Linked DNA regions of Mus musculus: all the other regions are linked to region 3. Evidence: chromatin loops called from intact Hi-C (ENCODE). Cell type or tissue: heart. All regions are shown on one strand.

What was found. Hi-C counts contacts between places; a loop is a spot of excess contacts. Peaks named below come from ENCODE experiments on the same cell type or tissue, not always from the same donor. Only the 100,000 strongest peaks of a DNase experiment are listed, where the experiment ranks them.
Region 1: a loop joins it to region 3, with 5 times the contacts of the local background. A loop is called at or near these places in 22 of 42 quality-filtered maps.
Region 2: a loop joins it to region 3, with 11 times the contacts of the local background. A loop is called at or near these places in 23 of 42 quality-filtered maps.
Region 4: a loop joins it to region 3, with 7 times the contacts of the local background. A loop is called at or near these places in 11 of 42 quality-filtered maps.
Region 5: a loop joins it to region 3, with 6 times the contacts of the local background. A loop is called at or near these places in 28 of 42 quality-filtered maps.

What each region holds. Positions count from the first base shown.
Region 1 is chr11:61,347,444-61,352,443 of GRCm38, forward strand. It overlaps Slc47a1 (solute carrier family 47, member 1), which reads right to left. Exons shown (of 17, transcript NM_026183.5): 15 at 2,002-2,096; 16 at 1,216-1,288. Among named protein-coding and RNA genes, the nearest start is that of Slc47a2, 7.1 kb to the left of the region's middle. In heart, CTCF peaks have their summits at 2,098 (motif pointing right) and 4,850 (motif pointing right); a DNase peak (open chromatin) is centred at 2,088; H3K27me3 peaks cover 1,535 bases.
Region 2 is chr11:61,101,762-61,106,761 of GRCm38, forward strand. No RefSeq gene overlaps it. Among named protein-coding and RNA genes, the nearest start is that of Tnfrsf13b, 22 kb to the right of the region's middle. In heart, no CTCF peak of the experiment used is centred here; a DNase peak (open chromatin) is centred at 2,740; H3K27me3 peaks cover 1,011 bases.
Region 3 is chr11:61,407,084-61,412,083 of GRCm38, forward strand. n-TWcca5 (a tRNA gene) reads right to left here and starts at 904; the gene lies at 833-904. In heart, CTCF peaks have their summits at 669 and 2,216 (motif pointing left); DNase peaks (open chromatin) are centred at 618, 948, 1,268, 3,228 and 1 weaker place; H3K4me3 peaks cover 1,895 bases; H3K27ac peaks cover 1,496 bases; H3K27me3 peaks cover 344 bases.
Region 4 is chr11:61,229,355-61,234,354 of GRCm38, forward strand. It overlaps a transcript of Aldh3a2 not described here. Among named protein-coding and RNA genes, the nearest start is that of Aldh3a1, 23 kb to the left of the region's middle. In heart, a CTCF peak has its summit at 2,197; a DNase peak (open chromatin) is centred at 2,187; H3K27me3 peaks cover 282 bases.
Region 5 is chr11:61,712,542-61,717,541 of GRCm38, forward strand. Slc5a10 (solute carrier family 5 (sodium/glucose cotransporter), member 10) reads right to left here. Exons shown (of 15, transcript NM_001382268.1): 2 at 3,704-3,775; 3 at 3,137-3,241; 4 at 2,723-2,782; 5 at 2,495-2,599. Among named protein-coding and RNA genes, the nearest start is that of Slc5a10, 4.9 kb to the right of the region's middle. In heart, a CTCF peak has its summit at 2,271 (motif pointing left); a DNase peak (open chromatin) is centred at 2,280; H3K27ac peaks cover 1,448 bases.

The DNA of each region.
Region 1 (5,000 bases), 60 kb before region 3:
GTCTGTAAGAGCTTTGGGGAATCTCAACCTCTGAAATTTCCCTAGACTGCCCGTGAGACCTCAGTATCTAACAAGAGTGGAAGGAAGTCCTAAGTAAAGACAGACAGCTTTTGGTCAGCCCTCACGTGACTCAAGGATAACCAGACACTAAGAACAGAATCAGAGAGATGATAAACCACTGCCCGCCTACCTGCTGCACCTTTGTGCAAAAGGCATTTATACTCTTCATAGCCACATCCCAAAAGCACGGTCTAGGGAAAATGGCTGCTCCTACAACCTTCTAATATCAGAGAGATTTTGCATAGTAAAGTCAGCATGATTTCCTCCCCCACACCCCAGACCCTCAGAAGACCCACACCCCCACTCCCTTCTGCAGCTTCAAATGCTTCTCTACAAACTTCAATTCCCTGTTCCTCCTCCAAGCCTCACGGTGTGTGGACTCCACACCTACAGACAGAGCTAAATACTCTTCTTCTCCTGTGTATCTTTGTCGTGTCAGCCGCAGATTGCAGGAAGGTAGAAGGAAGCCACTCTACCTCCCTCATGGGAGTGAAAGGTTAATAACTAATTGTTCAAGGAACCGGGGATATGGAAGAATGACCAGACTGACAGAAAAAAACAGCCTAATGTAATTTGCATGATGCAAAGGTCCAAGCAAGAACCTACTTAAAGTGAGTGATGCTTAGCTGACCACAGGGACCCCCGTTAAAACAAGCATGCGAAAACCAGCTTCCAAGACTTGCTCCTCACATAGAAACATTAAGTATTGGAAATGTCTGCAACCCAGCATAAAGGAAAGATAAATATGATCTGCCAGACCCTACTACCCTCAGAAGTACTTGGTTTTATACACACAGTGGTATGTCTACTGTACCCCAGAAGTAAACAAAATTATTACATATGGACCAAACACTTTCAATATGCTTTTAAGAAGAAAAGAAAGGCCCATAGAATACCTGCAGAGGTACCAAGATGAACAGAGGGCCTAAGAAGCCTAAACCCTCCAACACAGTCCGTTAATATATGGAATCAAAGCAAACAAACTCTAAGTCAGTTTATCTCAGAGTGGGTATAACTCGACTTGACATCTGTTTCGGAAGCGTCAGTGCCTTGCTTCAGGGAGAGCTCACAGAAGCTAATCCAGATGTGTCCCACAAATGCCCCTCCAGTCCTATATTGCAAGTCTGCCCCAGAGCTGAGAAAATTGTAGCTTACCTGGGTGAGCAGGCTCGTGAGAGACAGCGGAATTCAGGGCCACGTTTACCTTCAAATTGGCATGTACTTGAGCCTAGAAAAGTCAGCGAAACTCAAGTTCGGGTGGCATCAGGGAGCCTTGCTAAGCATGGCCACTTGGCTTAGGAGAAGCCATGTCCCTTGACTGACACCTGAGACAAAGCTGCTCTGGTTCACTGTGACTTCCTAAAGACTGAAGAGGTTCCTGGGTAGGGAGGGAGTAGACAGATCTAAGAGGGACCAACCAAGGTCGCTGGAATGCTCCCTTCTCCCTTCTCATCTTCTTACTTCAACTGCCCTGTCTACCCCCATGTTCCCAGACCTCATGTTGACCCTGGGAAGGTGGGGGGGAGGAAGCATTCTCTCTCTCTCTCTTTCTCTCTCTTTCTCTCTCTCTCCCTCTCCCTCCCTCCCTTCCCTCCATCCCTCCCTCCCCACTCTCTCTCTCACACACACAGTACTAGGATGAACTTGGAGAAAATCTCTAGTTCCAATTCTTCTCCTGAAACTGGCTTTTCACTGCAAGAGACCAGAAATGGAATTCTGTTTTACTATTCACTGAGCAAACAAAGGGGAGTGATCGGGGCCAGGGTCTCACAACCCTTCACCTCAAAATCCAGTTAAAACAAAACAAACCTAATAATAATTAAAAAGCATAAAAATAGCATAAGAAAAAAAAAACTTCTCAAAACGAAAGAATGCTTGCCACATCTGGTCTGGTTTGGCATCTGCAGAAAGACCCAGGCAACAGTGAGGACGGTTACCTACCTGTTGACAGGCGCGTTTCCAATTGAGCCGAGCAATAAAAGCCAGGAAGCACGTGGTCTGACAGGTAGTGCAGATGATGATGCCTGACCACAGGCCTGCAGAGGGCGATATTTGACAGCTTAGCTCATGGAGACAATGGCCACACTAAGTCAGTACTGGTAGGCAATCAGGCAAGGTAGAGTTGCTAAGGCTACCTGACGGGATTCATGCCAGAGCAAAAGGTTCAGGAAGTTATTTGGACCCTTTCTGCTTATGGTAATTGGATATTAAGAAAAGGGCCAGTAGTAAGGAAATAGTTTCTCCTGAAAAACTACTGCTTCATGATGAACTTTTTTTACCTATATGACCTATGCATGCATGTTTGTAAATTTACATGTGTGTAGATACTTGGGAAGGCACACGTGCATGTGTAGGGAGGCTTGAGTCTGTCATCAGCTGTCTTCCTTAATTGTTCTCCACTACAATATTGAGGCAGGGTTTCTTTCCACCTTATGTCTTGAGGCAGCGTCTCTCACTGAACCCAGAGCCCCATGTTATCTGACTATATAGCTTGCTCTTCAGATTCCCTGACTTTGCCTCCACACAAGACCAGTCAGGACACACCTGAGCCACCCTCATCCCCCATGATCCTCTCCTACTCCTCTGCTTACCTTTCAACTTTCTGCCAAGACACACGGGGGGGGGGGGGGCGGGGGGGGGGACGGGACACAGGATGGGGCGATTCCCTTATGTAACGGGATCCGAATACACAGACTTTGCAAATACAAATCCATAGAAGGGCTGAGGCTAAGCCTTGAGTTGTAATTCAAAGGCTTATCTTTACTCTGCTCTTTGGTGCTAGCTGCCCTCACATCTTATTTATCAGGAGTGGTCAGCAGGCTTCTCTCAGGAGTGAATCAGTAACCACCTGCCAGGTCTAGGATGGAGTAAGAAAAGCCTCTGGCTTCCTCCTTCAAACGAATGCCCAGTTTTGCCTAGAAACCACACTCTCATTCCAAACTTTTTTTTTTTTTTTTTTTTTAACAGAAATACCTGCCTAGCTCAGGCTGTAATTTGAGTAACAGACTTGATTTTCGCTGATGCCATAATCCCTATTAAAAGATGCAGGATGCTTACCAGAATTCTCTGGGCAGAGCCATAATTTACATGTTTGAAAAACCATACAGGAAATTGATAGCCATTGTGATTAATCAGTCTGCTTGTAAAAACCTGCAGCCTTCTGAGGCACTGCGGGGAACCTCTTACATGCTGCACACTCTAATGCTGGCAACAGGAAAGATAAAACCAACCTTACTGTATTTCTATTTAAGAGGCCACTAGAATGACTGAGTACAGGTCTCACACATCCCTCACCTCCCCAGGGCCTCCACTCTTTCCCTCCAAGAATCCCCAGCTCCCTCTACTTTGCCCACAACAGATACACTTCATGAAATGAGTAAGTAGGCCAAATATAGACCCTGGGATATAGATGTATCTATATTTTAAAGTAGATTCCTTTCTAAAATTTTAACTCAGCTGGACATGGGAACACACACCTGTAATCCCAGCGCTTAGGAGGCTAAGGCAGGCTGATCCCATGTTCAAGACCTGCATGGACTACATGGGAAGACTCTAAAAAAAAAAAAAAACAATAACAACAAAACAAAGTTGGATGTAGCTGGACATGATGGTGCATGCCTGGAATCCCTGAACTCAGGAGGCAGAGGCAGAATTCTCTGTGAGTTCTAGGTCAACCTAGTCTACATAGTGAGTTTCAGCACAGCCAAACTTATAATAGAACTTCTTTTTAAGTAAATTTCAGATGTATCACTTACTGTATAAAATGATAGCCTCGCAAGGAGATAAATAAGCTAATTACCTTGGCCTAAATAGTCCACATTCTCTGCTATATCAAAACATTACTTTGTGCTCCATAAATGTTCATAATTGTGCTTGTCAATTAAATTAATATTGTCAATTAAAATAATATTAATAAAAATATAAAAAAGACTACAAAATGTCTTCTTGGTATTTTGTACTGATTGCATGTTATCGTAATATGATTTGGAATTGTGTTAAATAAAAATACTACTCAAAATCCAGACTCCTCTGATGTTTCCACTGGCCTGCCGTCAGCGTATCCAAGCCATGAACAACACCGGAAATTCGGCTAAATAACAGCCACACCTTCATGGCCACAGAACTCTGGCGATCTCCATCTTTGGATAACCCCAATATTTTTAATTAAAATATTATTGAACTTGAGAAAATGGAAAGACACAAGTTAAGACGTGAGACTGGAGGCCCTCAGCAGCCCTCAGATGACTTCTAATCACCTCCAAGTCTGCCACACTGATGGATTCAAACAAGTCACGCCCAAGTCAGTCAGTCCTTCACCCCAAAGACAACAGTTAGGCTTTCCTGTAACCATTTAGTCACAGCCAGTGAATTATCAATTATTATTTTAGAAACCAAAGCTGGATAATTATCTATCTCCCTACTTTTTTTTTTTTTCTCCTAAGATGAGCTCTGGTAATTTCAGAGCGCGTGGGTTCAGCTCTTTGCTCCAAACACAGCAAGGTTATACAGAGGAGTCTGCCCCACAATCCTCCGCGCTACATCTCTCTACACGGTCCTCTGCAGAGATGTGTGAGGTACACAGGTGATAAATGGGGAGCAGAGGCTGAAGACTGGGACAAAGGTGACAAGGAGGCCACCCCAGCCTTGCCCTTTGTGCTGAGAACACAGGGTGCTGTTCTAGCAAGTTGTATGTCCAGTCCCAAGCATCCTAACATGGGACTTCCGTGACTCACCTCGAACTCCCCAAGATACTAGAGGAGGAAGGCCTCGGTACTCCAAGGCCCCCAGTAGAGGGCTCCCAGCACTGTGAGACCTCATTAGAGGAACAGGGCAAGATCTACATACAAGATGTTTCCCTGTGCCTCAGAGGTCCTGGATATTATGTCCTGTGACTAAGGACTGGCTGACTCAGGATGAGGAGAATAGAAATGGACCTTTCC
Region 2 (5,000 bases), 310 kb before region 3:
CTAAGGACAATGGTAATAGCCAGTGTGGTTGTAGAGACTTCTGGAGCCTTCATGCCGGTCACTCCTCAGGAGTATCTCATGCCTGGCACTGTGATTTTGGTTGATAAACCACATCTTCTGGGAGTAGCACTGTCTGCCTCAAAGGGTAATTCCCGTCAAAGTTTTTCAAAGTTATATTTTGAAATGAGCTTGCTAACCAGAGGGTTTTTATAAGACATTTTTCATACATCCTTAGTTTTGGGTAACCCACGGTCATGGCTTCAGCTGTCAATCAGATACAAAGAGACACCTGGGAAGTAGGAACCTCAACTGAGAAACTTACTAGACTACACTGGCCTATGGCAATATCTGAGAGGCATTTTTTTTAATTGCTAATTGACTAGGAAGGCCCAGCACTCTGTGGGTGGTGCCATACTTGGGCAGGTGGGCCTGGGCTGTGTAAAAAAGGCAGAGGAATGTGAGCCTGGAAATAAGCCAGTGAGCAGCATTCCCCACTGGCTTCTGTTTTAAGCTCCTGCCTTGAAACTTTTCTTTATACTGTACTGTAACCTGTTAGCCAAATAAATCCTCTCCTCTCCTCTCCTCTCCTCTCCTCTTTCTTTCCCTTCTTCCTGTTCTTTTTCCTCCTCCCCTTCCTCTTCCTCCCCCCACCCCCATCTCTCTCTCAGACAGTGTCTCACTGTGTACTTCTGGTTAAACTGGAACTTACTAAGTAATCCAGGCTGGGTTTGAACTCTCAGAGATCCACCTGCCTCTGCTCTGCCCCTGTTCCTGCCCCTGCCCCTGCCCCTGCCCCTGCCCCTGCCTCTGCCTCTTGCGTCTGACTCAATGCTGCAACAGGAGCCTTCTGCACATGTTTATTGGGAGAGCTTGATTGCAGAGGCGTGTCTTACACCCGGATTGGTTATGCATTCTACCTTATTTGCATGTTCCTCATCTGATTGGTTATTCTCTCTCGGTACCTCACAGAACCTCATTAACATACCTCATTTGCATGTCTCACATCTGATTGGTTATTCTCTCAGTACCTCACAGAACCTCATTATCATGCCCGGGCCAGGCAGTATCTTGGCAAAAAACTTTACTGCATATGTACACATTGGTTGTTTGCCCAAACTTATGCGTGGTGGCCAGCAGTAGCCAGCGTCACTCTGCAACGGCACATGTGGCTTCCCACACCTGCCACTGCCCCTGCCCCTGCCCCTGCCCCGCCTCTGCTTCCCAAGGGCTGAGCTTAAAGTTGAATACAAGGACCTCCGTGCCCTATTTTAGTTACTTTCCTGTTGCTGTGATAAAACACTGCATCCAAAGCAACTTTTCAAAGGATTAATGTGGGCCCACACTTCTGGAGGGATAAGCGTCTGTCCATCCCCATCACTGTGTGGAGGCATGTCAGCAGGCAGACACAGTGGCTGGAACAGCAAGCTGTGACCTCACAGCTTGACACAAAGCAGAGAGCAACTAGCAAAGTACAGCTCCAGTGGCGTATGTCCCCCAAGAGGCCACATTTCCTAACGGTGTCACCAACTACAAAGGAAATATTCAAATGCAAAAGCCTGTGTAGGGGGGAACATTCTCCTACCCTCCACCCCCCCCAAAACAATGGTAACTCAATCGCTGTGCAGCAACTAAAATCCTAGTCTGTAAGCCTTATTAAATCTAAATCCTCCTGTGGCGAATCCTGACGGATCGACCATTGAAACCGGGAGACACTAGTAATTACATCTGTCCTCGCGCTATTCCCATCCAAAAAGCTGTGGGGAGCATTCTTACTCAAACCATCACATTCCATTCTTTGGCTCTCATGGGGTCATGAACATATTGTAATACAAAATTTATTTATCTAAACTTTACAGTCTTTCACAGTCTTAACACTGTTTAAAAGTCCAAAGCTTATTCTGAGATGCCAGGCAGTCTCTAAATTATTTGTAACCCTCTGCAAAATCAGAAAGCAAATTACATACTTCCAACTTAGAATGCCATTCTAAGAGGGAGAAATGGGGCCACAGTGAGGGAATACTGGACTAGAGCAAGACCAGATGCCAGCAGGGCAAACACCAAATCCTATGGCCCCACACTCAGTGTAGAAGGGCTTAGACGGCTCTCTCCACCCAACTGTACTGTCTAGAACATACTTCTACTTCGTATATGCAGTTTTTCTTAGCAGCCTTCAGCTTTGGCACCTCCAACATCTTGGGGCCTCCAGTGCAATCCAGGCTTCACATTCACAGCGGGGAGTAGCCGGAGTTTCAGCATAAGGACTTGGGCATGGTCTGGCAGACTTTGTTCAAGGTCTATTCTAACAATGAGGTGTTGAGCCAAAAGTTGGCCTTCCCACAGGAACAAGAGAAGGACATTTTCTCCCTTCTGGGAACCCATTTTGCTGACTGGAAATTTGCTCCAGGGTAGTTTCGAGCACACATGGCTGACATGCCCTGGGTCACAATGGCAGCAAAGCCCTTCTACCGGGGGCTGGGTTTGTTTCCTCTAATCATGTCTAACCTTTGACATTACAAGAAATTGCTATCTACAGTGTTCACACGTGAGAACATGCAGTTGTGCCACGATATCCCCCTTTCAAAACTACCCAAACAAACAAAAAGCCAATCTCATAATCTTGCGAGAAACTTTGGGATTTCGTACTGGGCCACGTTCCTCGTTTTCCTTCACTGCGTGCAGACAGCTTCCGTGGAACTCTCTTCTACATCGGGACTGAACCAGAGTGCCACTAGGTGGCGCTAGAGGATTGCCTGGGCCAGTCAGGGACTGGTCGGTTGTTAATACCAGTGTGCCGACCTACAATCCTTGCTTCGGTTTTTCAGCTTTTTTCCAACTGGACACTTTTGTCTCTCATTTTCTGAAGACCATGAAGAGTTTGTGCAGTAAAGTTGGCAAGGGATTCTGGAGACTTCGGTCTAGTCTCAAAGCTTTTGCTTAGTGTCAGTGCCAGGAAGGGCAGTCTGTAATACAGTCAAAATGGCTTGGCCTTCCCGACGCCCAGGGTCTCCTTTGGATACTTGCTCAGGCTTTTAGCTATCCAAGAAGGCAGGGTTCTCAGAGACTCCGTGTTATCGCCCATCACCAGTCATAGTTAGTGGATTTGTCTGCAGCCTTCTTTCGTTCCCTTGAACGGTCTTGATGGAACCTCACCTCATTGTCTCCTGCTATGATCATACAGGCTCTGTATTAGCATCCCAATGGAGCCCGGCCTGGCGGCTAACTTATGAATATTAACTTTATCAGCCCAGCTGTGTGCTAAAGACCAGATTGAGACCTGTCACGTGTGCAGCAGGCAGTTAGGATTATATATCTACTTTTCCATGTTAGGTCAAAAGCCTCAACGGGTCCTTAATGAAGGTGGTGGAAAATACTGAATAAACAACCCTCCTCTGGGTTGTACTTGAGACAGGTCAGACATGGGAAAGGGACATGCATTTGGTGGTGCCACCCATTAGCCACCCATGGAGGCAAAGGGTGTTCTCTGCGGGAGAGGGCATAGTCATTATTCCAGGTTCCCTATGTGAAGTTCCTGAGTGAGTATGTGGGGATAATGCAGCTCCGAGAGAGAACCCTGCATGTAGAGAGCAGTAAGGGGCTGGGGCAGGAGAAGCCAAGAGGGAGGCGAGAGCAGAGCTACCTGGAGGCAGAGAAGCCAGTGTTTGAGTAAAGGCTGGGTGCACAGAAAGGAAAGGTCACCAAGGGTGTCATATGAGCCGCATATGGTGTCCAATCACAGTGGAAAGCTGGGGGGGGGGGGGTAGGAGGAGCCATGAAGTATATAGACTACGAAGGCAACCCAGAGTCCTTCCTAAGTTACCCACATAAAGGTTTAATTACAGGATGATCACAGCTCAATGTGTCTGAGGTTGCCAGAATTCTTGATCTATTAGGAAGTAAAACAAAATGGTCGCTCTGTGTGTGTGTGTGTGTGTGTGCACGCGCTTTGTAAGTCTAGGGATCAAATTTAGACCAGTTTTTGAGATTATGTGCCAGGACCAGTCATAGAGGTCAGAATTCCATCATTTAGGTGCTTCTGAAAGCAGGTGACCTCGCTGATTGACAGGGCCAGTCAGTAAGTCTCACCATACTGACACAACTGAGGTGTGCTCTAAGCTGAGCATCCCTTTCCCCTTTGTGTTAGACAGGCCAGATTGAAATCATGTGCAAGTCTACACATGGAGACCGTGGGAGTCAGGAAGGCCAGGTTACCCTGACCATTCATTGTTTTACTGCACAGCCAAAATCTTTGTCAGCTGGGGTAGACTTAAACTTAAAGGAGAAACTTCTCAAACCCAAACTAGCTAGGAATCACTCAGTCATTAAATACAGCTAGGTGCATGCGCCAATCTGACCTGCTCCAGGGTGGCAGCCAATACTGGGACCAGCAAGGTGGTTGAGAGCGAAGACAGAAGACATCCTTACAACATGCATGGATCCAACCTGAACAAGGCACTACTGTCAGTCATATCCCATGTGGGGGTGCTCCTAGGATGGTGAGGTGACTCCTGTGGACCTATGGCCGTTCTCCTCCTCTGAATCTGCCACAGACTAGCCTCAGCCAGTGTCTTTCAGTTGCAAATGAGCCTTCAGTAAGGCCTCCAGCAAGGCACACCTTAGCTCATAGGTTTTGGTCTCACTGGAGCACAACCCTAACATGAAGCCTTCATGCCCATGGCTGGATCAACAACCAATCTCCAGGATAAAGAGGCCAAGGGAGTCAAGGAGAGAGTTCTCTATGGGGCATCAAGGTGTGGCAGGAGCAATGGGGTGAGTAAAGGCTTGAGAGTAGAAGTATTTTCCAGACCAGAATACATATATATTGAAAAGATTCATTAAAAATTAATGCAAGGGAAGACAGAGATATAGGGGACATTTTCTTGCTTTTGGTTGGTTGGTTGGTTTTTCTGAGACAAGGTTTCTCCATGTAGTCTTGGCTGTCCTGGAACTCATAGACCAGGCTGGACTCAAACTCACAGAGATCCACCTCTCTCTGCCTCCCA
Region 3 (5,000 bases):
CTGCATCAGTTCCCTCCAGGTCCCTGCCCTGCGTGGGTTCCTGCCCCGACTTCTTGTGATGATGAACTGTTAATATGGAATTGTGAGTGAAATAAACCCTTTTCTCCCCAAGTAGCTTTGGGTCATAGTGTTTCTTCCCAGCAATAGGAATCCTAATTAAGATAGCCTGCATTTCAAAAGTTTTAAAAATTCTTAGGCAGTTCTAGTCCCTGTTGCTGGTCCAAGCATTTTAAATTAAAAACAACAAAACAAAGCAAAACAAAAAAACTCAACTTGAGTTTCCTGTTCATAATTTTGGTGCAACCTGCTTTAATTTTCTACATCAGGCTACCCGGGGGGTGTGGGGGGTGTTAGAAGATTTAAAACAAAGCTATTAACAAAATGTGAGAATGGGCTACAGATGTTGAAGATACGACCACCAGAGAGACAGTCATCTCCAGTCCAAGAGCCGTTTAGAGGAGGGAGCTGAGAAAAGTAAGTTCAAGGCAAACAAGGAGAGATCTATATTAAAGCACAAAGCTCTGTGTTGATTGCTCACACAAGCCCGGGTAACTGGAGGGAACATGGGTGGAATCCGAGGGTCGAACCAGGGCGTTAGAGGCTGAGTCAGCGCACCTTCCCCTTGATTCTGCTAGCACCTCCTGTAGGTCATCACAAGTCATCGCTTTCTCGAGCGAGCATTCGGGTATTCGTAGTCTCAAGAAAGGGAAAAAAGAGGGCTGTCTTATATGGCGTGAGAAAGGCGATTTGATCCGATACTGATCTCATTTCTTCTTTATGACTTGGTACTTACTCTATTCTGTCGTGGTTGACGGTGAAAAAAAACCTAACTTGACCCCGACGTGACTTGAACACGCAACCTTCTGATCTGGAGTCAGACGCGCTACCATTGCGCCACGAGGTCACAGCAAGCTTGCGACTCTGTGTCGCTAAAGGCCTCGCTTCACCGGCTCGCTCCTGGGCTCTGAGGTTCGGAACAGAGCGCTGTCGCTCGTCTGAGCAGAAGAGGAGTTCGGAATGCCGCAGCTCCGACAGGAACGGCGTCCGGGAGGATGCCAAGCTGACATTCGGCGACAGACATTTGGCTCTTCCTCCTCCGTCTCTCGCGGTGACCCTCGGAGCACACAGTGCTGGGTGAACACTCACGGGAGAGGGGACGCCGGAGGGGAACTGAGGGATGCTTGTGAACCGGGAGCTTCCCGGGGACCGTGGGACCGGGGACCCAATTGACAGCCATGCACGGCTGCGGGCCCCGCCCTGTAAGATGGCGGCCGCCTCCACGGAGGGCCTGGAGCGGTCAGGCAGGAGTGAGGGGGATCAGGCAGGACGGTTAGCGAGGACGGGGACAGACCGGGCGGGCACCAGGACCAGGGCGGCTGGTCTGGGATGACGGAGACCGACCGACCGGGGGAGCACCGGGACCAGGGCAGCGGGTCCGGGATGACGGAGACCGACCGACCGGGGGAGCACCGGGACCAGGGCAGCGGGTCCGGGATGACGGAGACCGACCGACCGGGGGAGCACCGGGACCAGGGCGGCGGGTCCGGGATGACCAGGACCCGGCAGGCACTCAGGCGCCAGCTCTGGTTCCCAGTCCGCTAGGAAGAAATGCGGGGACTCGAGAGAGCGACGCCCAAGCGAACGGCTAGATAAACAAGAAAAAGCCCGGCAGCTTTACTAACTACATAAGTAAACATTTCTTAGAGGAAAGAACAATATGTGGGAAATATTGCTATTATCTCCCGGCGCTGTTCCTTCGTCCGGATTGTGGCCCGTACGTATACCAGTGCACAGATCACACACAGAAAGCATCCTAAATGAAGGGCAAATGCCTAAACAGCGTTAACAATTGTACTTTTTAAATGCGCATGTGCATATGTGCTAACGCACATGGTTTTGGATGTTTTGAAAGTCCTGATAAATACATACTCATAAACTGAGATGCTCTTACCATCTTAAAATCTACTAAAATGATATCTTTGGATCTACTAAATGTTTCATAAAACCTTAAAATGTTGTTTACATAAAACATTCTCTGGGGGCATACGGTTTTAAAACGTGATCAAACTACGAAATTTAACATTAGATACAGATACATAGATTTTTTAGTAATGATTTCCTTCCTAAGCAAATTGTTAATATTCTGGACAATACTAACAATGACTTTGGGTGGCTCACAGTCATCTGTAACTCCAGTTCTAGGAAATCTGATGCCCTCTTCTGGCCTCTGTGGGTTGCTATGGGATTTCTTTTTCAGGACTTAATAAATAAATAATAATAAATTATTATTATTATTATATGCATTAGGCCTTTTACACAATCTTTCCTGACTTTTACAAACCAGATACAGCTGCATGATGGTATTAGCACTTGAGCTTCCTTCCTTTGGCCACACCTCTCTATTACTAAATTTAAATTTATAAATTTATATTAAAGTCAAAAGTAGTGTCACTTCTTTTTTTTTTTTTTAGGATTTATTGGATTCTCAGAATCAAACTTTTTTCTTTTCTCTCTCTCTTTCTCTCTTCCTCTTTCTTTCTTTCTTTCTTTCTTTCTTTCTTTCTTTCTTTCTTTCTTTCTTTCTTTCTTTCTTCCTTTCAGCAGGTTCTACATAGCCTTGGCTATCCTGGAACTCACTATACAGACCAGGCTGGCTTCAAACTCATAGCAATCCACCTGCCTCTGCCTCCTGAGTGCAGAGATTGAAGATGTGAGCCACCATGTCTGGCTAACTTTAATTTTAGAAGCTGTACCATAGCATGTCGTCCAAGAGACAGCAAGAAAAGAAATAAGAATCAGGGTCTCTGGGGTGGAGAGAGGTGTCCCTTTCATCCACTCTGTCAGTCTTCAAAGAGACCAATCAGGTTAGACTGTCTGTCCTTCCTGTCTCTCTAACCCACACATCCTCAGGCAAGCCTCAGTGTAGACACAGAGATCACACGCAGACACTGGCTTTAGTCCCCAGCTCCTCTGCCCTCACTCCTTCACTGGCTGGAGTTTAAAACAATTGCCAACCTTGTCACTCTCCTAGTAACAGCCCGACCATGAGCATCTCTGAAGTTATTTCTTTTACCTTAGTGAAAAGGGGGTTTCTTGCCTAAGACACTTGAAAAAATTCATAGTAAACAACCAAGAAAACCTGGGGCCAGTGCTAAGAGCAGGTGCTGCTCTTCCAGAGAACCTGGATTCAGTTCCCAACACCTGCCTTAAAGTGGCCAGCATGGTCCTGAAATTCCAGTTCCAGGGGATCTGTCGCCCTCTTCTGGTGTACTTGGGTACTGCATGCACCTGGTCCAAATACAAAGACTCAAGATGTGTCCCTCCTGTCCCTGTCCCTGTCCCCTTGCACTCCTCTCTCTCCCTCCATATCTCTCTCTCTCTCTCTCTCTCTCTCTCTGTCTCTCTCTCTCTCTCTCATAAGTAAATATATTTTTACAACACCTCAAAAATTCATGTACTAGATTCAGAAAAGAGGCTCACTTATATGAATGAATGGATTTTTTGTTATGTTTTCATTTTTGTTTTTTGTTTTACATTTCCATTCAGGTTAAAAGTGCAGTGAGAAAGGCTGCTTTCTTTGTTTCTAATGCTCAAGGCAATAATTTCTTTCCTAGAAAACTATCGCCATGCACTTGGAATGGGATTGTCTACACTAAATGAATAAGGAGAAACGGAGAACAGCTAGGGAGGATACAATGCACCAGAAGTAAACATATATGTTGGCAGAAAAGTGGGGAGACGGGAGGGAGCACTGTGAGCCTGCAGGTGACAGCACTCACAGAGATGGTGAGCCAGGAGCTGCACCTGAGTTCTTGTCACCCTCTTGTGTGCATGGGAAGGGATAGAGATGAGAGCAAGCCATGAATGAAGATGGCGTGGGGAAATCTGTGGGAGTGGTACTCTGGGGACCCAGCAGCCCTGGGTCCTCGAGGAACCCAAGTGAAGTAGAATCCAATGGAGAGAGGCAGATGAACAGCCCGGATCAGGCTGACAGATGTTTTAGATGTTTCTGTCCCAGTTTTTATTTTTTCCCTCTAGAGAATGTGTACTAATGAAGCAGTAAGAGGGCTGAAGATCTCTGGCTCTGTGAGTTAGGACCAGGGTTCAATTTCCCACACCCCACATGGCAGCTCACAACTGGCTGTAACTCCAGTTCTGAGGCATTAACTTCCTCCTCTTGCCTCTGCAAGCACCAGGCACACACATCCTGACCCACTAAGCAACACCCGGTCTCCCCGCTAACTGCACTCTGGACTTTTCCAGCAGCAGCTCCTGGGCTTTTGAGTGTTTCGGAGGACCGATGCGTGTGGAGCCGCACGGGTGGAGAAGCAGACAGCTGTGAGGCACACCTGGCCAGATGTGCGCCAGCTGGCGGGAGTGGGCATGGCTTAGCTGCTCCTCCATGCGATGACTGCTTGGATGTTGAGTAGTAGATTGACAGCTGGAGCCTGTGCACTTGTACCCACAGCAAGCTCTCCCCTGGAGGAAGATGTGAGGAGCACACCTAGGACGGCCTCAGCATCTACTGTGTGGTCCATTTTCAGGTTTTTCCCCTCTGTGTTTTTTGTTTTGTTTTGTTTTGTTTGCTTGTTTGCCCATCCCACTGGTCCTTGGGAAGTGGCAACCTCAACCGTGAGTTAATGCCAGGGTTTACACATGCTAGGCAAGCTCTCTCCCAACCGAGCCTTATCCGCCACCCATAACAAGAGGAAAATCAAACAGCACAAACTAATCGTTCTGTCTTTCCTCTCAGTCCTCCCTGCTTTGCAAGATCCTGTGGTCTGGGCTTCTGTTTTTCTGATGATGTTGGTCCGTGTAGCCCCGTGTAGATCTAAGTAAGTGGCTTTGGAAGGTTCATATCTCTTTTAGGACCATGTGTTGCAATCCCTAATCTGTGGCAGTACTGAGAAATGACGTAATCTTTAGGCCATGGGACCTAGCAGAAGGAAGTTAGATCATTGGCACCTGCCTATGAAAGGTGTGCCCTTCCCCCAGCCTTG
Region 4 (5,000 bases), 180 kb before region 3:
TGGTACATTTACACAATGGAGTACTACTCAGCTATTAAAAAGAATGAATTTATGAAATTCCTAGGCAAATGGATAGACCTGGAGGGCATCATCCTGAGTGAGGTAACCCAATCACAAAAGAACTCACATGATATGTACTCACTGATAAGTGGATATTAGCCCAGAAACTTAGAACACCCAAGATACAAGATACAATTTGCAAAACACATGAAACTCAAGAAGAACGAAGACCAAAGTGTGGACACTTTGCACCTTCTTAGAATTGGGAATAAAACACCCATGGAAGGAGTTACAGAGACAAAGTTTGGAGCTGAGACAAAAGGATGGACCATCTAGAGACAGCCATATCCGGGGATCCATTCCATAATCAGCTTCCAAACCCTGACACCATTGCATACACTAGCAAGATTTTGCTGAAAGGACCCTGATATACCTGTGTCTTGTGAGGCTATGCCGGGGCCTAGCAAACACAGAAGTGGATGCTCACAGTCAGCTATTGGATGGATCACAGGGCCCCCAATGGAGGAGCTAGAGAAAGTACCCAAGGAGCTAAAGGGATCTGCAACCCTATAGGTGGAACAACAATATGAACTAACCAGTACCCCCAGAGCTCATGTATCTAGCTGCATATGTATCAGAAGATGGCCTAGTTGGCCATCAGTGGAAAGAGAGGCCCATTGGTCTTGCAAACTTTATATGCCTCAGTACAGGGGAACGCCAGGGCCAAGATGTGGGAATGGGTGGGTAGGGAAGTGGGGGGGAGGGTATGGGGGACTTTTGGGATAGCATTGGAAATGTAAATGAAGAAAATACCTAATTAAAAAAAAAAGAAAAAAGAAAAAAATCTTACTTCAAATTTAGCTCAAAAATTGTGGTAGTGATTTTATTCTCCCTTGATGGGATTAACAGATAAAATCATAAATGCGGCCGTGGAGCCAGAAGGCCATGTCTGGTGGCAACAATCACAGTGACAATAAGACCTCTTCCCTTCCCTCTTGCAGAGTGGTTTTAGTTGTTAGATTTACTATGTTGTGGTTATTTTGTTGCCTTTGAGACAAGCTCGTCTGTATCCCAAGCTGGCTTCAAACTCACTTTGTAGCCAAGGGTGGCCTTGAGCTTCAGCTCCTCTCCTGTCTCCCAGTGGCTAGACTCACGGGGATGGATGTACTGCCAGACCAAGTGGGGAAACCCCCACTCAATTCCTGATCCGGGGTGCACCCAAGAATCACGAACAGAACAGATCGCCTTGATGTAATTACATGAGGTCATTTAATTACGGAGCTTCCGGACTGACATGCATCCCACACAGGAGATAACAGATGTCGGCCACAAGGCTCGAAAGCTAGGGGTTTTTATGGGGTAAGGGGCTTAGGGGTATGGAATTCAGCATAGCAACACACTATTGGCTTATTCAAACATCAGCAGAAAAATTACATGTACGTGCAGGGTGTCAGAGTTCTGTGAGTTGTTGACTCAGTTTAGATAGCCCTGCTATGTCTTCACATTCCCCTTTATCTTTAAGGTTAAGCTGTTCCCGGGAATGTTTTAACTAAGGGGCATACCCGGGTTTGTTTTTCTTTTTTCTCAGCCCCAGGCAGCCTCTAGGCTCACAAACAACCAGCAATTTCTGAGTAGTTTATATGACTTACAGATCTTGAAATTTCATCTTTCTTTCAGTACCACCAGGCCTTATTGATGCAGTGCTGGGGACTGAACCTCGGCTTCTGCTTCCATGTAAGCACTCTGCCAACTGAGATTTATTATTTAGTGCACAGGTTGGAGACCATCTCTGGTGAAGGGAAAGAAAGGGAACCACCCAGGTCTCCTGCGTACAAACACCCCTGGAGCATTTTTTTTTTTTTTTTGGAATTGGGCGTGGCACGATGGGAAGGGTGTGATGTCTCTTTATCTCTTGTTTTGCTTATCTCTTCATCTCCTCTGGAACTGTGTCTTTGGATTCTGCTGTCCACTCCTTCACTGCTCCAGTGGATCCAGGACCCAACCCTCCTTACTGTCTGGCTTCCTCCCTCCCTTACCCCCTCTTAATTATTCTCCCTGATCCCAGACTGAGACTGGTTAAATAATGCGTTGTTCTGAGCCTTCCATGTGCATCTGGTCGAGCAGGCATCTGGCTGGGTGACCTAAAGTGGGTGGGGAAAAAAAGCACCATGCAACAGCAGCATGCTGCTCCCTCTATAACCAGCAGGGGCAGACAGAGGACAATTTTTATGGGGAAAGTGATCATAAAAAGGTCCCGCTTATTAGCCGATTTTGAGGAAATGAGGTATGCACCAGCTCCAGAAGGACGCCGGCATCCGAGCCCACAGCCAGTAGCTTACGGAAACGTCCTCTTGCTAGGCTGCCTTGTTCATAGACCACGTACACATCATTTGATTACTTTTTAATTATATAAGATAAGAGGTCTCATTGGGGGATGTTGATTTGTTTTGTGTTGTGTTGTTTTACAAACTAAACATCACTCTAGATTTCAACTCCCTAACCACAAAGCTGTCTCTTGGGCTCTGCCTTCTGGCTCCTGCATCTGGAAGCCACCAAGCTTGAGTTTTTAATATCCTGTTCAGAAACGTGCGGGTTCTGGTGAAGTTCCTTTTCAAAGGAGGGGCAGGAGGACCTGCTCTCCTGCCCAGCTTCAGGCTGGTCAACCTCTGAGCTCCTTTATCTAGAAGGTGGTTGGGACTCTTGTGTGGATGTGTACCTAGTACTTCCTGTCTTATGAGGACTTCGTGACACTCCCCTGAATTCTTATGGGAAATCTGATCTGGTAATTTCCTTATGGTGTACTATTGGAAGCAGAGTCTCTTGATTAACGGCTTTTGAAATTCAATGTCAAACTGTAGTGACTCTTACCCAGCAGCAAAAGTTCACTAGCACTGAGAGTAAAAATATTTTTATTGCAGGTTTTCTGTCCCACCCTTTCCCATTTAGCTCCCAAATAAGAGACACAGAAAATAATTTCTAATACCAAGCTACAATCCTAGACTGGGCAGGTTCTGAGCTATTCTAACTTACACCCCAAGCAAGGTCCTGTGTTAACTGCTTGCTCTGTTTGATATGTGTTCTCCTAGCCATTCATTCATGGTCCATCCTGCGTCATGGGGACCTTCTTCGCAACTCTCTCTCCTTCTCTTACCTTGTGGTCTCTCTCGAGACCTGTCACTTGATCCTAAGTTCTGCCTTCCTGTCCTCTCTGCCCAGTCATAGGGTCCAGCCTTTTATTAAGCAATCAGGGACAGGCTAACACTGTGCCCCAAGACCAGGCTGCAGTCTGAACAGGGCCACAGAACCCAGCTTCTGAATTCATAGCACACAAGACTTAACCCCGACAAGTGTCAGTTTCTATTATTTTTGTCTGTTTGTTTACTCTTACTACAATTTTCCCAATGGTAAAGAAATTGCTCTGACATGCATTTTCCTTATTGCTTATAAAACCAAGTTGTTTTTATGTGTTGATGGTTCTCTGGTTTCCTCTTGTTAATAGTTTCTATTCCTCACTTATTTTAGTACCTTAAATTTTCCCCATCATTATAACCCTCATTTAATAATGAAATTCTTTTCTACCTACATTGAAAACATTTTCCAGTTTACAATTTTGCTTTTAATTTTATTTCACATTAAAATGACCTTTGTTTTGTCTCAAACCAAGAGACACCAGCACATCTGGGCTCATACATACTCAGCCTTCTACTCACACCAACCAATTGTAACACCCAGTAGCTGTGGGTGGGACAGCAGGAAGTGATCGTGGCAGGACCCTTCTATGAAATGTCTGTCCCTCCTGCACTACCATGGTCACTCCGGGTGCTCGTGTGGGTCTTGGAGAGCTGACTGTATAGGTCACATGCATCCTGGCAAGTGTTATAATCCGTGTTTCTGTGGTGTGTTCTGGGTGGAGTCAGTATTTTGTTGGGGACATCCAGGTATTGGAAAACCAGGCATGTTAAACATGCAGGGTTATCTCTTCAAAGGAAGAGATGTATAACCCAGTTTCCCTCATGAAGGCTGGGAATGGAGGAGGTTAACAGGCCAGGTGACCTCTGTAGGGTCAGGCCACACCTGGCTGCCCCAGACCCTTACAAACTGGACCAGAGGTGGTTAACAGCCTAGAGACTTGTGCACCATCTGTATGACCTAGATCACACCAGCTCCTAACATATGCAGTCTATGTATAGAACCCACCTGCACGGAAGGAGTGTCATGTGCTTTGAGAAGAGTTTCGATGTAATTATGTCTTCTTATTGTGCACACAGGATTGTGTTATACCAGGAAACTTCATTTGCAAATTGTATTGTACTTAAACATTGCCTAAAATAAACTGCCCCTTGTCAGCCTCTAGATGTTTGAATCAACACTGTCTACCGAGCCATGTAGAACTGGACTGTCTTCTTGTCCCACACAGACAACCTCAGACCCTGGTGTTTGGTTTCACACCTGGGACAAGGGACTGAGGTAGATATTTTAGTACCAAAGTAGACCTGGCCTCCAGGTTCTTTCAGCATCCTTCAGTCCCTACCTGCATACACTGTCCCCATCCTTGAATTTTCCAGCTCAGGGGCTGGGCTGCCCTTCTCCCAGTGGCCCCTCCTTATGTACTCCAGACATTTTGCACCCCCTCTCTCTTGCCTCCCTCTTCCTCCCTCTCCCTCTCCCTCTCCTCCCTTCCCCTCCCCTCTCTTCCCCTCCTCTCCTCTCCTCTCCTCTCCTCTCCTCTCCTCTCCTCTCCTCTCCTCTCCTCTCCTCTCCTCTCTTCTCTGTACACATGCCCTTTCTCTTTTTCTCCCCTCTATCTCCCCTTCTCTAGGCTTCAATCCTTGGGGACCAGTGAACTTCTCTGAGAGCAGCTTCCCAATAAACCTGCCTTTAATATAATCTAATCTGGTTTGAATTAACTTATTTCACTGGTGGACAAATAACCTCTCACCTGGTGTTTGTAGAGACCTTCGCAATGTTTGAATGAACAGACTGAGTTCAGTGGATGGTCC
Region 5 (5,000 bases), 310 kb after region 3:
ATCTTAAGGGCAGGATAGGTGCACAGTAGCACTGGGAATATAAACAGAGAGAATATAAATAGGATGGGCAGACAGTGTATCCTTTCTGCTTGACTTATTGAGATAGGGTCTTAGTCTGTAACCCAGGCTGGCCTTGAACTCATAGCAATCCTCCTGCCTCAGTCTCTCAGATGCTGGGATTGTAGAGATGAGTCACTAAACTCACCTATGACTTTCTAAGCCAACTTTCATAGTCCCAGGAAATGTCAATGGAAAGAAGGAAGAGGGAGAGAAAGTAAGGGGGTAAATAAGTAAGTAAGACCTGTGGAGAAAGGGGCAGCAGGAGAGATTTGAGAATCCAGAGAGGCGGAGGTAGAGCATGCATCCCCAGAGAAGAGCGACTGAAGGAGCCAAATGCAGAGTCCTGAGATGCTGGTGTTTATGGAAGTGCATGGAGGCCAAGTTGGCTGATGTGCAGTGTGCAACTCTAGGGGAGAGGGAGAGATGAGGCCAGTGAGGTAGCAGGAGCAGTGTGATGGATCACCTTGTGGGCTGCAGCTCGCCTATACTAAGGGGCAGGTAGTGTCATGCCTCACTTCCCTACTTTCCAGAGGTTAAATGACTGGCCCAGAGCCCCACGGTGATGGAGCCGCATTCAGACTCTTGGCTTTGAGCTGGGACTGTGATTTTCCACACCTGCCGTGTAAATCTGCATGCTGGTGCTCCAGTTTGAATAACAGCAGCAGGAGGGCCCTGTGACCTCTGCCTGGACAGGCTGTACAGACAGGCAGGGCGTTCCTGGGCTCTGTGTCTGGGCCTAGTGTGGCCCACGCACTTCAAATAGCTCCACTCCGAAGCCAAGACCCAGGGCGGGCCCAGCCTCTCCCAAACCAAGCGCAGCAATTAGTGTGCCTCCTCCCGCTTCCCCTCAGTCTCAGCAGGCAGCCGCCTGGTGCTGAGGCAGGACCTTGACTGACTGCTCCCCATTTACAGCTGCTAACTCGGAGTCACCCATAAGGCAGAGTCTGAAGCCACATCCTGGTTATTGTGGTTCTGACAGAGATCTTAGCTGACCTTGGCCTGGCCACCATAACCTTGGTGAAGGACTCAGCAGTTGGCAGATGAGCTGCCTCAAGGCCCCTCCTATGCACTGAGCGTCCCTCTGCCCTCTGAAGTCCTGCCCAGTGGCCCACTTGAAGCCTCCCAGTGTAAGGTCGTAGATGGGAAAGGAACCACCCACTCGGCCCATGTCCTTGTTCCTTCATCCCCAGCTCAGCTGAGAGATTCTGCAAAGTTGGCCCTGGCTACCCCCAGCTGATAACCCGACAGTTCTGGGGCTCTCTGACCTCTCATAGCCTAAGGCTGCAGTCTCCTGTCCCACCACTGCCCTGCAGAGCAGTTTCTCTGTCCCAGAGGCAGATGTGGCTGATTTTGTGAATGGCAGAACATGTTTACAAGTGTGCCCCAGTCCCCACCACTTCTTGTGGCTGACCTCAGAGATTACCGTCCTGAAAATGTCCTTAGCAATGGTCCCCAGACACCTCTTATGAGGCCCACTCTCTCTCCTTGGCACTCCCCTGACCATCACATCCTTTTCTCTACTGAAGCCCAGTCCCATCTCTTCCTCATTCAAGACCTGGCTCGCCTGTGTTGTGTATCCATCCACCTCCCACTGGAGAATGGGTCCTAGACAGGCCAGAAGCAGGCGTTTTCCACTCTGCCTGGCTTCCGGGAGGTAGGATTGGTGGGAAGGGGGTGTGGGTAAAAGGATGAACAGGAGAGGGACAGTCAACTCAAGTCCAGGCCCCTCCAGACTAGAGAGGAATCCCTACAGAAGGGAAACTATCATGCTCTCTGGGAACATCTAGGAAAGGCTGTGGTATGCTGTTGCTGATGCTGTAGGAAACAGGCAGCGTCCACCTCCCCAGGTCCTGACCTCCACAGGAAGCAGAGGACCAGGCTGGGCAGCCTCCCTCAGTGTGTGTCTGACTCAGGCTCCAGCTCCTCTCAGGAGCCTGCTGCTGATGGAGGTTAGGCATCCCCTACTGGGCCTGCTACAACTATGGGGCCTCCCCCAAAGCCCACTGACCTTCCCCCACAGCCCCAGGTTCCCTATCTGTAAAACCAGGTGCTTGGACCAGACAGGCCCTGAGCTCCTACTTTAAGATTGGAAGTGAGCTTCCTGCTTCTGACACTTCAGGGTCAGGTCCTAAGAGAAAGCTGTAGGCAGGTAGAAGGCCCAGTTAGACTTAGAGCGCAGGACTGGCAGGCATCATGAGGCCTTTGGCTCCCTCTAGTGGTAAGATGTGGCTCACTTTGAATAGCTCAGATCTCCTCCCCCTACCTTCCCTGCATCAGCATCAGGAGATTCTGCCCAGGTTACTATCTCTCCCTGGTTTCTCTAGCTGGTGCACTCACAAGTTGCCAGATGAGCTAGTCTCTAAGGCCCCTCCCATGCTGTGCTCCCGCAGCTCCCGACAGTTTCCACGCAGGCGCAGGCTGGGGGGCAACTCACCGATATCTTGGTGAAGACAGACAGCATCAGGGACAGGACAGATAAGTACGTGCGGATGCGCTGGCCACCAAAGCGCTTCTGAATGTATTCAGGCAAGGTGACGATCTGGGGAGGCAAAAGAGAAGAGGAACAAGGTGAGTATCGGGAGGGCCAGCCCCATCCAGAGGTCCTGTCCCTCCGGACTTGGTGAGGGTCAAGCCTCTGCCATGGCCCCAGGAAGAGACTCACCTCTGAAGATATGTAGATGGGTACAAACACCCATGCCAGAGCCAAAAGCACATATGTGGCCTGTGAGGACAGAGGCATGGGAGGGTTGTGGGCTCAGCACTCAATAGCCCTGCCCTGGCACACAGCCAGATGTGGCAGAGAGGAGTAGTGCTGAGGCTACCCCCCCCCCACACACACACGCCCCTCCTGCTTTGCTGTGAGAAGCTAGGAGCTTCTTACGGATGTCTCTGGACTGCCGGGCTGCCCAGCCTTCTGTATCTACAGACCAGCTGTCTGTGGCATACTGCGTGCCACAGTCTGGCAGGCCCTGACTGATACACACTGCTGGGAGCCCCCTCATCCAGGGACCAGTGAGTGTGGCTTCACCCTCTACCTCAGCCCTCCCACGGGCTGTGCCCATTCTCCAAGGCTCACATTCCACTCAAAGCCAGCCACAGCCAGGCCTCCGGCAGCACCCGAGCCGGCCAATCCTACGAAGAGGCCAGAGCCCTCGCTGCTTGCAAAGAGTGAGGCTCCGATCTGCAGGGGGGAAGAAAAAGTGATCACTGTGAGCCCATTACATCAGCTCCACCTAGACCAGAAACACCTCCTCCAACCTGGCAGGTCTAAAAGGAGAACATACCCTGTTCACATATAAGGATCCCAGGCTCAGGTGTACAAGTTGGGGTACCCATAGGTAAGCCACAAGGCCAAAATAAAAACCAAAAACGCACAAACAAACAAAAAACAAACAAACAAAAAACCCCAGAGTTTTTCAGACTCCAAAGCCCTTTACAGAACTTATAGCAGTTTGTCCCTACACAGGCAACTTGGGGGTCTCTTCCAGCCCAGGCTTATCCCATTGGGCTGGTGGTATTAGACAGGGACCTTGATTGAAGCACATAAAGAGACCTTGGGGGGACATAAAGAGTCCTCAGGGATACAGATCCTGATGAAGTCAGCCTGTGGACAAAGGAGAGGCTAGAAGGTGGGTGAACTCACCGGCCACCAAGCCATGTCCCGGCCCGCCAGGAAGTAGCCGCTCACTGTGTTCTTGTTGGCTCGACAAGCCGACTGCAGAAAAAGAAAAAGGCAGGAAGTGCATTGAATGGAAGATGCTTCTGCCTCTGGCAAATGCCTGACAGTCCCTGTGTACTCTGAGCATTGCAATGCATGTGACCCGCAAAGAGAAAACATGAACACACACACACACACACACACACACACACACACACACACACACACAGAGAGAGAGAGAGAGAGAGAGAATATTCACAAATAGCATTTTCCAAAATAGCCCAAAGTAGTAACAACTCAAAGTCCAGCAACTGATGAAGAAACAAAACAGGCATATCCACACAATGGAATATTATTCAGCCAGGAAAATATACAGTTAACCTGCCTCCAGTTTATTTCCTGTTTCAGAGTTGGGCTGTATTGCTTTCCTAAGGCAGAATTCCTATTGGTCAAGCAAGAGGGGTTGGTTTTACAGATGGCTAAAAACAAAAACAAACAACAACAACAACAACAACAGCAACAAAAAAGGCAACAAAACCTCTAAGTTGTCAACTCCAGGGTGACTGTCCTTTCAAGGCAGGGCAGGAGCAGGAACCTTGGGATCCTTTACGTTTTTGGTGCAAGGGACAAAGCAGGGGAAACTGTATCTACCATTCAGATGGAAACTGGCCTATTTCACAGGCAGCAGAGCCTCTTCCTTCTGATACTTTGGAGCGTCATGGAAGAAGCTGTTTTCACACTGGGGAAGTGGAACGTCAGTGTGACTGTCTCCACTTTGCTTTTTAGAATTGCTATTGTTATTTTATGTGTGTAGGTGTTTTTTGCCTGTATGTGTGTCTTGCACCATGTTCCTGTCTGGGGCCATCAGAACCCAGAAGATGGTGTCAGGTCCTCTGGAACTGGAGCTGTAGACGGTTGTCATCCACCATGTGGCTGGGAGTTGAACCCAGGTCTCATGGAAGAGCAGCCAGTGCTCTTACCCACTGGGCCTTCTTTCTAGCCCTATGATTGACACCATTTTGACTCAGCCTGGCCTGATAGGACCGAGTGTACTCTAAAACAGTCCTCTTTGTCCCTTGTTTCTTTAACAGGTCCACCTTGCATCAATCCTTCAGCATCAGAATCCCGTACAGTTATCATTACTTGGAACATGTAGTCCAAACTCACCATTCAGATCTGCTGCTGCATCTTCCTGGTCACATGCCTCTCATTTTTTTAATGTGTGTGTGTGTGTGTGTGTGTGTGTGTGTGTGTGTGTGTGTGTGCATGTGCGTGTGTGTAG